Linked DNA regions of Mus musculus: regions 1 and 2 are each linked to region 3. Evidence: chromatin contacts called from ENCODE POLR2A ChIA-PET data. All regions are on one chromosome and are shown on one strand. Each heading gives the region's core, a stretch centred on a gene start or an enhancer-like site at or near the end of the contact. The rest is flanking DNA. Distances are from core to core; before and after follow the strand shown.

The links. ChIA-PET counts read pairs that join two places held with the same protein, here RNA polymerase II (POLR2A).
Region 1: POLR2A ChIA-PET joins it to region 3 with 52 read pairs in embryonic stem cell. The contact joins the promoter of Ikbkg here to the promoter of Rpl10 in region 3. POLR2A ChIA-PET finds 5 or more read pairs at or near these places in 4 of 5 experiments (Patski and embryonic stem cell).
Region 2: POLR2A ChIA-PET joins it to region 3 with 14 read pairs in embryonic stem cell. The contact joins the promoter of Irak1 here to the promoter of Rpl10 in region 3. POLR2A ChIA-PET finds 5 or more read pairs at or near these places in 4 of 5 experiments (Patski and embryonic stem cell).

The regions. Positions count from the first base shown.
Region 1 is chrX:74,428,100-74,431,405 of GRCm38, forward strand. Ikbkg (inhibitor of kappaB kinase gamma) reads left to right here and starts at 1,582. Exons shown (of 10, transcript NM_010547.2): 1 at 1,582-1,722. G6pdx (glucose-6-phosphate dehydrogenase X-linked) reads right to left here and starts at 781. Exons shown (of 13, transcript NM_008062.3): 1 at 724-781; 2 at 1-80. The coding sequence starts at 72.
Region 2 is chrX:74,021,911-74,025,368 of GRCm38, forward strand. It overlaps Irak1 (interleukin-1 receptor-associated kinase 1), which reads right to left and starts at 2,011. Exons shown (of 15, transcript NM_001177973.1): 1 at 1,700-2,011; 2 at 1,456-1,623; 3 at 1,156-1,287; 4 at 939-1,042; 5 at 563-754; 6 at 275-339; 7 at 1-53. The coding sequence starts at 1,835. It overlaps Mir5132 (microRNA 5132), which reads right to left and starts at 1,688; the gene lies at 1,618-1,688. It overlaps Mir718 (microRNA 718), which reads right to left and starts at 2,026; the gene lies at 1,939-2,026.
Region 3 is chrX:74,269,091-74,272,348 of GRCm38, forward strand. Rpl10 (ribosomal protein L10) reads left to right here and starts at 1,726. Exons shown (of 7, transcript NM_052835.3): 1 at 1,726-1,784; 2 at 1,889-1,934; 3 at 2,570-2,628; 4 at 2,710-2,817; 5 at 3,089-3,227. The coding sequence starts at 1,912.

The DNA.
Region 1 (3,306 bases), core at 332-2,831, 160 kb after region 3:
ATCACCCTGGTACAACTCTTCCCTCAGGATCCCACACACCTGGGTCCGGCTCAGGGCCACCTGCTCTGCCATGATGTTTTCTGGTGGAAGAAAAGACTCATTGATATGGTAGGAGAACGAAAGAGCATTGACAACTTAACCTTATCCAAGGGTCTTTTGGGTTCTCACCAGGCTGGTGACGATTACTAAAACCACTGGCCGGGAATGCTCTGTGTGTGTGTGTGTGTGTACGCGCGCGCGCGCGCGCGCGCGCGAGCATACATGCATTCGGAGATTCAGAAACTGCTGCCTCTGAGCTCCAGCCATAACCTCCAAAGTTGCCTTCGCTAGGGGCTGTACATTACGAAAGTACTAAAGCTTTAATATAATTCACCTAGGACATCCACTGTGGGCAGCTAGATAAAATCTGGTTACGGCATCACACTCTGTATATGGGACCATCGTATCGTACTCGGGTGTCTGCCAGAAACTCCACAATGAACTGAGCACGTTTGATTGTGCAGATGATGGAGTTCAGCTCCGGCTCTCTTCTGGCCCAGTTGGGTGATCCCCGAAAGTCCCTTCTCTTCTAAAGGTCTAGTCCTCATGGGCCCAATGCGGGGAAAGTGCGGGATACAAAGGGATGGGTTAAAAACTTGTAGATTAGCGCGCATCAAAGGGACTCGCGGCGTACAAGCGTGAAGCATGTCCCTCCACCGACATGCCATCAGACCACCCCTTTACCTGAGTTTAGTTGCCGCTGCCAAACACGTTCACAGATCTGTAGCGCACAGCCAGTTTCCGGGGGCTAAGCTTCGCTGGCCCATTTAACGCAAGAGGGCGTGTGCTTTGACTGAGCTGACCCGCCTCAGGAGAGGCAGGAGGGGAGGAGCTTCGGGCTAGTCTATCATTGCAGGAGGAGATGCGCGCGCATCCCTGGCCAGCCCCGCCCTTTGGCCTTCCCCGATGCCGCTGCCCCTACAATTTCGAGATCGCAAAGTCTTGTCATAAGTGCAGCTCCACACAGTTCTCCTGGGTCCCCGTCTCCTGTGTCACCCAGCCATTATGTATGGCCTAGCTTTCCGCTGGACCTTCGAGGCCCTGCACCTTCCCGGATGACCCCACTTCCGTTAGCAGCATAGCCACGCCTTCCCTAGCTGCTAGTTTGGCTTCGGAGCTGGACTTTCGCAGCTTCCTCTAGGCTTTTTCCTTGGTGGGGGCCCAGCGGCAGAGAGCCCAGTAGCAGGACCAGACTGAAACTTGGGTGTTTTAGTGCGGATGCGGTGCCTTGAAAATGGGGTAGGGGCGAGTGTGGGCGTGGTGACGCACTACTTTAATCCTAGCAGACGGGAAAAAAGAGGCAGGTAGATCTCTGAGTTCGAGACCCTGGTCTTATGGGACCCTGTCTCAAAAAAAAAGTGTGTGTATAAGTGTGTGATGTTTATCAGTGAGGAGAGCTCTGGTGTTCTGCTGGCCGACGCAGGCTGGCGATCTAAGACTTTTCTTTGGAACAGAGTATGGCACTTTGGGGTTTTGATTCACTGGTTAATCTCCAAGCCTTTGAGTCTGTGTTTTACTTCCGGATCCCGCACTTACGACACCGGAAGCCGGAAGTGGAGTTTTCCACTGCAGAGAAGGGAAGGGTGACCGCCTGACTAGGACTTTCTAGGAGCTCCGGTTCTGTCGGAGCGGTCGGATCCCTCTGCTCCTGCCCTCTTCACTTCTGGCCGACTCTGCTGACAGGTGTGGTCCTCTTCTCCAAAGACAGGGCTCCATCGGTGGCTGTTTCGTAGCTTCCGAGACTCCAGAGGTCCACACCCTTCCCCCCACCTTAGGCCCAGTTTGTTCTGCCGCAAGCTTCTAATTATTCGCTACCCAGATTATTTAGGCTAGTCGGATTGAATCTGCCCTTCCCTTCACTGCAGCTGTCGCCTAAGGGCTTGGCCCCTAGTGCTAGAACTCTTTAGGTAGCAGACATTTTCTGTTGATCAAACTGTTTCTGAAACACGTTTTGCACTGTAGGCCAGGTAGACCTCGAACTCAAAGTTCTGCCTCAGCCTTTCGAGTGCTAGAGCAACAGGTGTTCGCCATCAGGCTAGGCTGTTTATCAAACTTGAGTGCATTTGAAGTCTTTAAAAAGTTTTCACGTGTACCTTCACAACTAAAGGTCTTACCTTCTGCACCTCAGTTTACTTTGCAAATGATTCATAGTAATCTGTTTGCCTGTCCTCATAACATTTATCTGACCTGAGAAGGAATGTGTTGTCTTGGCATTTCCTAGGAAAAAGGAAGGACCAGAGAGGGCAAGGGAGAATAGTTGGTGGAGAGGAAGGAAGGGAGTATAGGTGGTATAGGATCTTGTAGGCTGTTGTATGGACTTTGCTTTTTAACACTAGGAGAAATGGAAACTCTGAAAGAGTTCATGGTAGAGAAGAGAAGTAGTTTGAGTTATTTTTGAGGTAATTGGCCCCAGTGGGGCCAATTAACTGCAAAGGGCCATTGAAAAGGCAAAGCATGGTGACCCGTAAAGAGATTATTGCAGTAATGCAGGTGAAAGATGATAGCGCTGTCAGCCTTGAATTACTGAAAAAATTTAAAATGTACAAAAGTAGAAATAATAATATAGTAAATTCCATGTACACATTTCTTAGCTGTGACTATCAGCTCATAGTTAACTTTAATCCACACCCCATTACAATCCTTTACCATGATTATTTTCTTTTCTACAGAAGATGTTATTTTATGTGTATAGGTGCTTTGCTATGCTTTCCTAGTGCCCAAGGGAGTCAGAAGAAGGTTTCAGATCCCCTTGGATTGGAGTTACAGATGTTTGTGAGCCACATCTGCAACAACAAGTGCTCTTAATCCCTGAACCATTATCTCTCTTGCTCCACCCATTGCGATTTTCAATAACAGCTTTCTTGAGACATAATTGGCATGCTACAAAAATTACTATTTGTGTGTGTGCCCCCCACATGCATGCATGATGTATGATTTGTACAGGGAGCACAGGTGCCATGGCTAGAATGTGTAGAGCTCAGAGGACAACATTGAGTCAGCTATCTTCTTTCCACCTTTATATGTTCTCATGTCTCCAGGCTTGCATAGCAAGGGCCTTTATCCACTGAGCTGTCTCCCTTGCCCATACTTCAATATTTTTTTAAACAGTCTCTTCTAGATCCCTTCCCTTTGAGTTTCTAATCCCCTGGAGCTGGAGTTACAAAAGGTTGTGAGTTGCCCAACATGGGTGCTGGGAACTGAACTTGGGCTCTCTGGAAGAGCACTGAGTGCTCCTAATAGCTGAGACATCTCTCCAACTTCTTTTAA
Region 2 (3,458 bases), core at 761-3,260, 250 kb before region 3:
AGCCACTCTCTGCACAGTAGCCAGCAAAGTCTACGATATTTGGGTGACGAAACCTGTTATAAAGAGTGGAGTCTGAGTTCTTTAATTTTCTGGGTTCTACTACTTTTCATCAGGCCAGGCTAGGTAGGCAGCACTTGATGTTCCCTCACCCATGCCAGGCCAGGCCTTGAGGGCCCAAGGGAGCCAGATCTTGTGTTGTGCAGTCCTAAAGACTGATGAGGCCGTGGTGTGGCTCACCTTGTGCCCCTAGACAGGAGGGACCCCCAAGGCTCACCTTGATAGCTGTTCCACCTCTGTTAAGAAGCTCTGTTTCACCATAGTCCACTCTAGGTCAGCTTCCTGTAGCCCCAGGCATGGTGGGGTAAGAGGTAGGGAAAGTAGGTGACATGAGCCAAGCTTGCCAGTTGTTTCCAGGCCCAAATCTATGGAAGGCTTGGGGTCCTTGAAGGAATTGCTTGGGGAGGCTGGAGACTGCAGAAGTGAGGGGCTGATGGAGGGAGGAACTAGACAAATAAGGACTGATAGATTGTCTTCCAGGTGTCTACCCCAATGTTACACCTACCTCCTTCAGTCTCTTCACAGCATATGTAGTATTTCTCATGACTGCTCGGTACACACATCCAAAACCACCCTCTCCAATCCTGAGTTCTTCAGAGAAGTTGCAGGTGCCTTGGGAAATCTCACAGAAGGGCCAGCAAAACGGGGAGGGATGGGCTCTTTGGAGGCCAGACACTGGGCTCTCTGGGCTTGACTGCTGGAAGAGACCATGGACCAGGCGAGGACCCTATCTATTCCCTTTGGTCCAGGTTGAAAGCTCCCTTCAACACTAGTTGTCTCTCAGATGACCTGGCTGTGCTGATTTGGGCTCTGTGGTACACCAAAGGTTAAGTTTCTTCCTCTTTGTCTGGAAAATTCCCTGGGGGTTAAGAGACACCTACCTTGGTGGAGGAAGGGGCTGAAGATGGTAGTGGTGGCCCGAGGGAAACAGGGAGTGGAACCTGGAGGAGCTCTGACTCAGAATGGGTCTGGGAGCCTGGAAAAGCTTCATAAAGATGGCAGTGAGAGGCAGAGACCAGCAGCAGTCTACAGCCATGTCAGCAGTCATGGTGGCCTTTTCCTCAGGCATATCAAGCCCAACACCCGGGTTCTTTTTACCTGGGGAGAGGAAGGTGGAGGCAGAGGACTGCAATTTCCGGGGGCTCCAGTCCCCGGCCTCAGAGCCTGCAGAGATGCTGCTGGGCCTTGGGGCAGCGGTGCTTGGGGGCACAACGGGGGCAGGAGGGTGCCCTGGGATAACAAGGAAGGAAAGGAGGGTTGTGACTCAGAGCTCTCTATCTCTAAGTGAAGGGGTGGGGGGGGGGGAGTTCCCATATGGTTCCCTGTCTCAGGAAACTCTGTACCCGTCACCCCTCTTGGGTTCCCATCCCTAGGGTCCCTGGGGCTATGCTCGCTCACAGGCTGTGATGATGTCCCTCGCACGCAGCAGCTGCAGGTGCGTGAGGATGTGAACGAGGTCAGCTACGCGCGCGTTGCGGTTGATCCAGGGCCACAGAACACTGGCTGTGCGCTGCTCGGAGCGCTCGCACAGCCGCAGCTCTGTCTGGTCGCGCACGATCAAGGCCGCTGCGGGATGGGGAACATCAGGCTTCAGCTCCAGAAGCCTGAGTCCACCACCCCACGCCGGCCTGCCGTCACCCACCGAACTGGCACCAGTCGGCGGGCTCCAGGGCGTCCATCACTTTGTAGAAGCGGCACATAACCCAGGGTGGCACCTCGTACAAGAAGTGCTGGGCGCCTGGAACCACAGGCTCCCCGGGGCCCGGCCCCCCGGCCATGGCCGCCGCCGCCGCCCCCGGGCCGAGGCCTCTCGGGGCCTCGGCGGGCGCGGGCCTTAGCGGGCCGGGTCCGCGGACACTGACTCACTTCCCCTTCAGGCCGGCCTCGTGCGACACCCGGCCGGGCGGAAGAGGCGGCGCTCGACCCGCCGCCATCTTGCCCTCCGCGGCCTTCCGCCACACGGGGGCGTCCCGCGCCGCCCTTGACGCGGGGAAGGAGCTCTGCTACGTAGGAGGGAGTCCCTAATGGGAGAACCGAGGTCTGTGGTCCTACACAAACATCTGAATAGGGCTGAACAGGATGAAGAATGACTTCCAGTTCTAGAGACAAAGGGCACGATGTTTTTACACGATGTTCTACAAAGGCAGTTTATGCCAAGCCTGGTGAAAGTCACGGAGAGGCTACCCTCGCTTTAGTTGGGGAGCAGTTTGAGAGCCAGCCAAATTGTTGGTCAGTCAGGGTTAAATATGGGTAACAAAATGGCCCTCTGGCAGACTGTAGTCATTTGGTGATAAGGATGGATGCCCTGAGAATGGTCTGGAAGAGTGTATACCATGCTACTGCTTGTGTGCTAGATCTCCATGCCCCCACCACGCCCCCAGGAACCTTCCAGCAGCTGGGCCAGCAAGTGTTAGATCACAGAATCTGCCTGTGCAGGATTCTAATTAGCTTTCCAACTAACACATTTATGTCTCTTAACATACACATGGTGTTCGGCTCTAAATGTCCCTTTCCTTTTTCTGTCACACTTTTATCTTAGTTTGCACTTCTCTCCATAAGGATAGTAGGGTCTAGCAGCTTCTCCTACCCCTTTCTAGAGTAGTTGTTGGTGATACCACCTGTTGTGACCTTTAGCCACATGAATGAGTGTCTCTTGCCTATTCCTCTACTGTTCTCCATTCAGGGTTTTCTTTGGCCTTTTTGGTCACTATGACACACATCTCAGCGCACACTACTTTCTCATTATGCTCTCTGAAGTCCTCTTCATATGAGTGCACTACTCTTAGCATTAGCCATTGCCACTCACCTGCACAGACTGTATGGCTTGGATAGTGCTCCCTGCTCAGGTGGTCTTCCTCAAGTACAAATCACTAAAGCCCAGCTCTTTAAAAGAGCTGTTAGGAAGATGGCATAGCCAGCCTCTGTCCACCCACCTGAACTTATATACACCAACAGCCTTAAGCCAGATAGAACTCTTTAGATGTTGGGCTTGGTGGTACACCCCTTTAATTCCTGCACCCAGAAAACAAAGGCAAGTGAATCTCTGTGAATTTGAGGTTAGCATGGTTTAAGTTCCAGGTCAGCCAGGGATACAAAGTGCAACCCTACCTCAGATCAAGACCAAACCTGAAAAAAACAAACAAACAAAAAACAAAACAAACAAAAAACCCAAACCCTGTTTAGTAGGTGTCCTGAAAAGAACTTATTCTGTTCTGAAATTGAGTTTGCATATACACCCCTGCTGTAGCCATTCCTGATAAGATTGAACATAAACAGCTGTGGGGAAAACTTCCTAAACCCAGCTCCTCTCTTGAACACACCTTGAGCTTGCTGGAGTTCTGTACCTCTAAACTTTTCTCACTTCTCACTGCCCAGGGATGATCCACAGGCAGCAACTTGGT
Region 3 (3,258 bases), core at 476-2,975:
TTGCATGCTTGCATGCAAAACACTCATACGAATATAAATGCATGGCTGGCTGTGGTGGCACAGGTCTTAGATCTGCACACATAGGTATGTGGATCTCTGTTTGCTGAAGGCCATCCTGATCTACATAAGTGAGTTTCAGGTCACCGGGGCTGACACACTCAGATCCTGTCTGAAGAAATAAATGTTTAATTGAAAAGGTGGTCAAAGCCGGGCGTGGTGGCACACACCTTTAATCCCAGCACTTGGGAGGCAGAGGCAGTCGGATTTCTGAGTTCCAGGCCAGCCTGGTCTACAGAGTTCCAGGACAGTCAAGACTACACAGAGAAACCCTTTCTCAACAAACAAACAAACAAAATGAAGAAAAATGTGGTACATTTGCAAAATGGAGAAACCCTGTCTTGAAAAACCAAAAAGAAAGATAAGAAAAGGTGGTCAAAATATATAGACTATTCTCATTTATCTCTCTCCAGCTAAAGAAACAGCCACCTCCACAACTGCACAAATACCAATCAGGTGGAGAGGACTGGCAGGACAGAACTGTTTTCAGAGGATAGATATCAATTTGTGAAGCCTCCAGGAACTGGATAAGTGTCACAGGGAAGCTATTTGGCAGAAGCAATCTAGTAGCTCTGGTTTGTGGCTGGGAATCTTAAATGTGCTGGAACAAGCTGGGCACATGTAACCAGGGAGCGGCACCATGGGATGTTGGGAGGGAAGGCCCTTGGTCCCTATACTTTTGTTCCTATCATGTCTCCCTAAGTGACACAAGAGGCACAAATTCATAGAGTCTGAGTGACTGATGATGCTCAGACACGTGCTCCTAGATCAGAACAGTGTTCCCGTTCTGGTGCCTCCCTAGATTGTAACCTTATATGGGAGAGTAGTTAGTGGTTAGCTGCCAATCCTTCTAGACACACCCAGATGTACATTTTGAATTCTTCATAGTGAAAAGAAGAGGTGTGCTACACCTAGTTTTTCTCTCGGAATCTGGGGCAAAGGAACTCCGACTCTCCTACTAGGGCGTGGCCCACAGCACCGCGACCCTCCTGGGGCTAGTAGGAAGTAATGATATCGCCATCGTCTTTGCCCAGTCTCCAGTCTCCCTAAGAACACGTCTTTTCCTGAGAATTAGAGTGGGGCGGGCCCAACTAGCGAGGAGGACAGTGAGCGCCTAACGGAGATTTTTTTCCTCTAAGGGAGATTTTAATTGGTCTCCTGAAAGCAATCAAGCACCTATCATGGTGCTCTTTGTTGGCTCTTAGACGTCAGCTTTGTGGGTGGGTCTCCAACCTCCCGGGTGACAAAGGAACTTCGGAGTCCCTACCATGGAACGTTCGCGCCATTTCCTGTAGCCTTGAGGAAGGCCTGAACCAGCACTCTAGAGCCCTGTAAGCAAAGGAACACCTCCGTGACGGTCCAGTTCCACTGAGAAAGACTCCCCTTTTCAAGTCTTAGAATATTGGCAATCATACGTAATAGCAAAACCTGTCAATGGCTCTCCGCCCAATATGGCCAGGCGGAAGCTGGTTTCTCTTGCCTATGTGTCGAAATCCCATTCGCCAGCATGCAGTTCCCTATTCCGGTATCCAGTCACCAATAAGCTCTGTGCTTCGTTCGGTCCCGCCTGGTACACATGCGCAGAGCAGCGCTGCATCTATGATCTTAGCGTCTGATAGAGCGTCGACACCACCCCCTGGCTGTAACTCTATGGTTGTTACAGTGGAAGATAGGCCGCCTATATAAGGCGTGAGCAGGCGTGGGAGCGTCTCTTTTCCTCTGGCGCGGTGAGTGAGTTCGGTCACGGTTTTTTACGATGGTCTCGTAATTTTTCTTTGGGATTTTTTTTACACTTATTCTGTGTCTGTATTCTTTGACTGTTTCATTACAGCCACCGACGATCCTATTGTCATCATGGGCCGCCGCCCCGCCCGGTGGTGAGTGCTGAACCCATGCAATCTTCCTACTGTGAAAACTGAGGGAAAAATGCATTTCTTTCGAAAGACTTTTTTTTTATGGGTGGACTCTCTGCCACTTAGAGACCCTGAAGTAAAGACTGACTTCGGGTTTTCTTTAATACTTTACTGGGACCTTTATTTTGAGGCTGTGGGTGGCGTTACCCAATACTAAAGCGCTTGGGTAGAACTAGCATGTCCGTGTGCATCCAATCCTCTGCGTCGCAAATGAGCCTTTTTACAACGCCTACCAGGCCTTCTTGGTCACTTTTGCGTCCGTCTTTTATTTCCGGCCTTGAGCTTTGTGGTTTTTAACAGGACACCAAGGGCTGACCAGTCCGTAGGCGCCGCCTAAACGCGTGTCCTGAAGAGGACGCCATATTCTCTTAACGTGGCTAAGGCGGGTCTTCTGTCACATGCTAGGAAAATTGTGATATCTCACCCAACTCTGGTTAGAGGGTGATGCTAGTGCATGATTCTTTTTCTGTTTTATAATTTGTGTAATTGTTTAACAACAAGTTGCCTTAGAATCAGTTACCCTGAATGGAAACTGGATTCAGAGCTGGTTTAGTCCTGTTGTCACCATTAATCACACCTGAGTTTCCTTCCTTCTATAGTTACCGGTATTGTAAGAACAAGCCATACCCAAAGTCTCGTTTCTGCCGTGGTGTCCCTGGTAAGTAGTGACAAACTTCGAACTGGATCGGTGTTTGTCTATTCCCCACTTCTCGAGAACTTTAAACCACGTGTTTTTCAGATGCTAAGATCCGAATCTTTGATTTGGGACGGAAGAAAGCAAAAGTTGATGAATTCCCACTTTGTGGCCATATGGTGTCAGATGAATATGAGCAACTCTCTTCTGAAGGTGAGACAGCTCCCATTTGTTAATTGGCTCTTTTTTTTTTTTTTTTTGGTTTTTCGAGACGGTTTCTCTGTAGCCTTGGCTGTCCTGGAACTCACTTTGTAGACCAGGCTGGCCTCAAACTCAGAAATCCACCTCCCAAGTGCTGGGATTAAAGGCATGGACCACCATGCCCGGTGTGTTAATTGGCATTTCTTGTGTACTTGTGGATTATATATTATAATTTATTCAATGTCCTGACACCCTGTTTCACTGCTGTTATTTCCCCATTCAGCACTGGAGGCTGCCCGTATTTGTGCCAACAAATACATGGTAAAGAGTTGTGGCAAGGATGGCTTTCATATCCGAGTGAGGCTCCACCCTTTCCATGTCATCCGTATCAACAAGATGTTGTCCTGTGCTGGGGCTGACAGGTAAGCTGGTGTTTTATTTGGTTTTGAGACA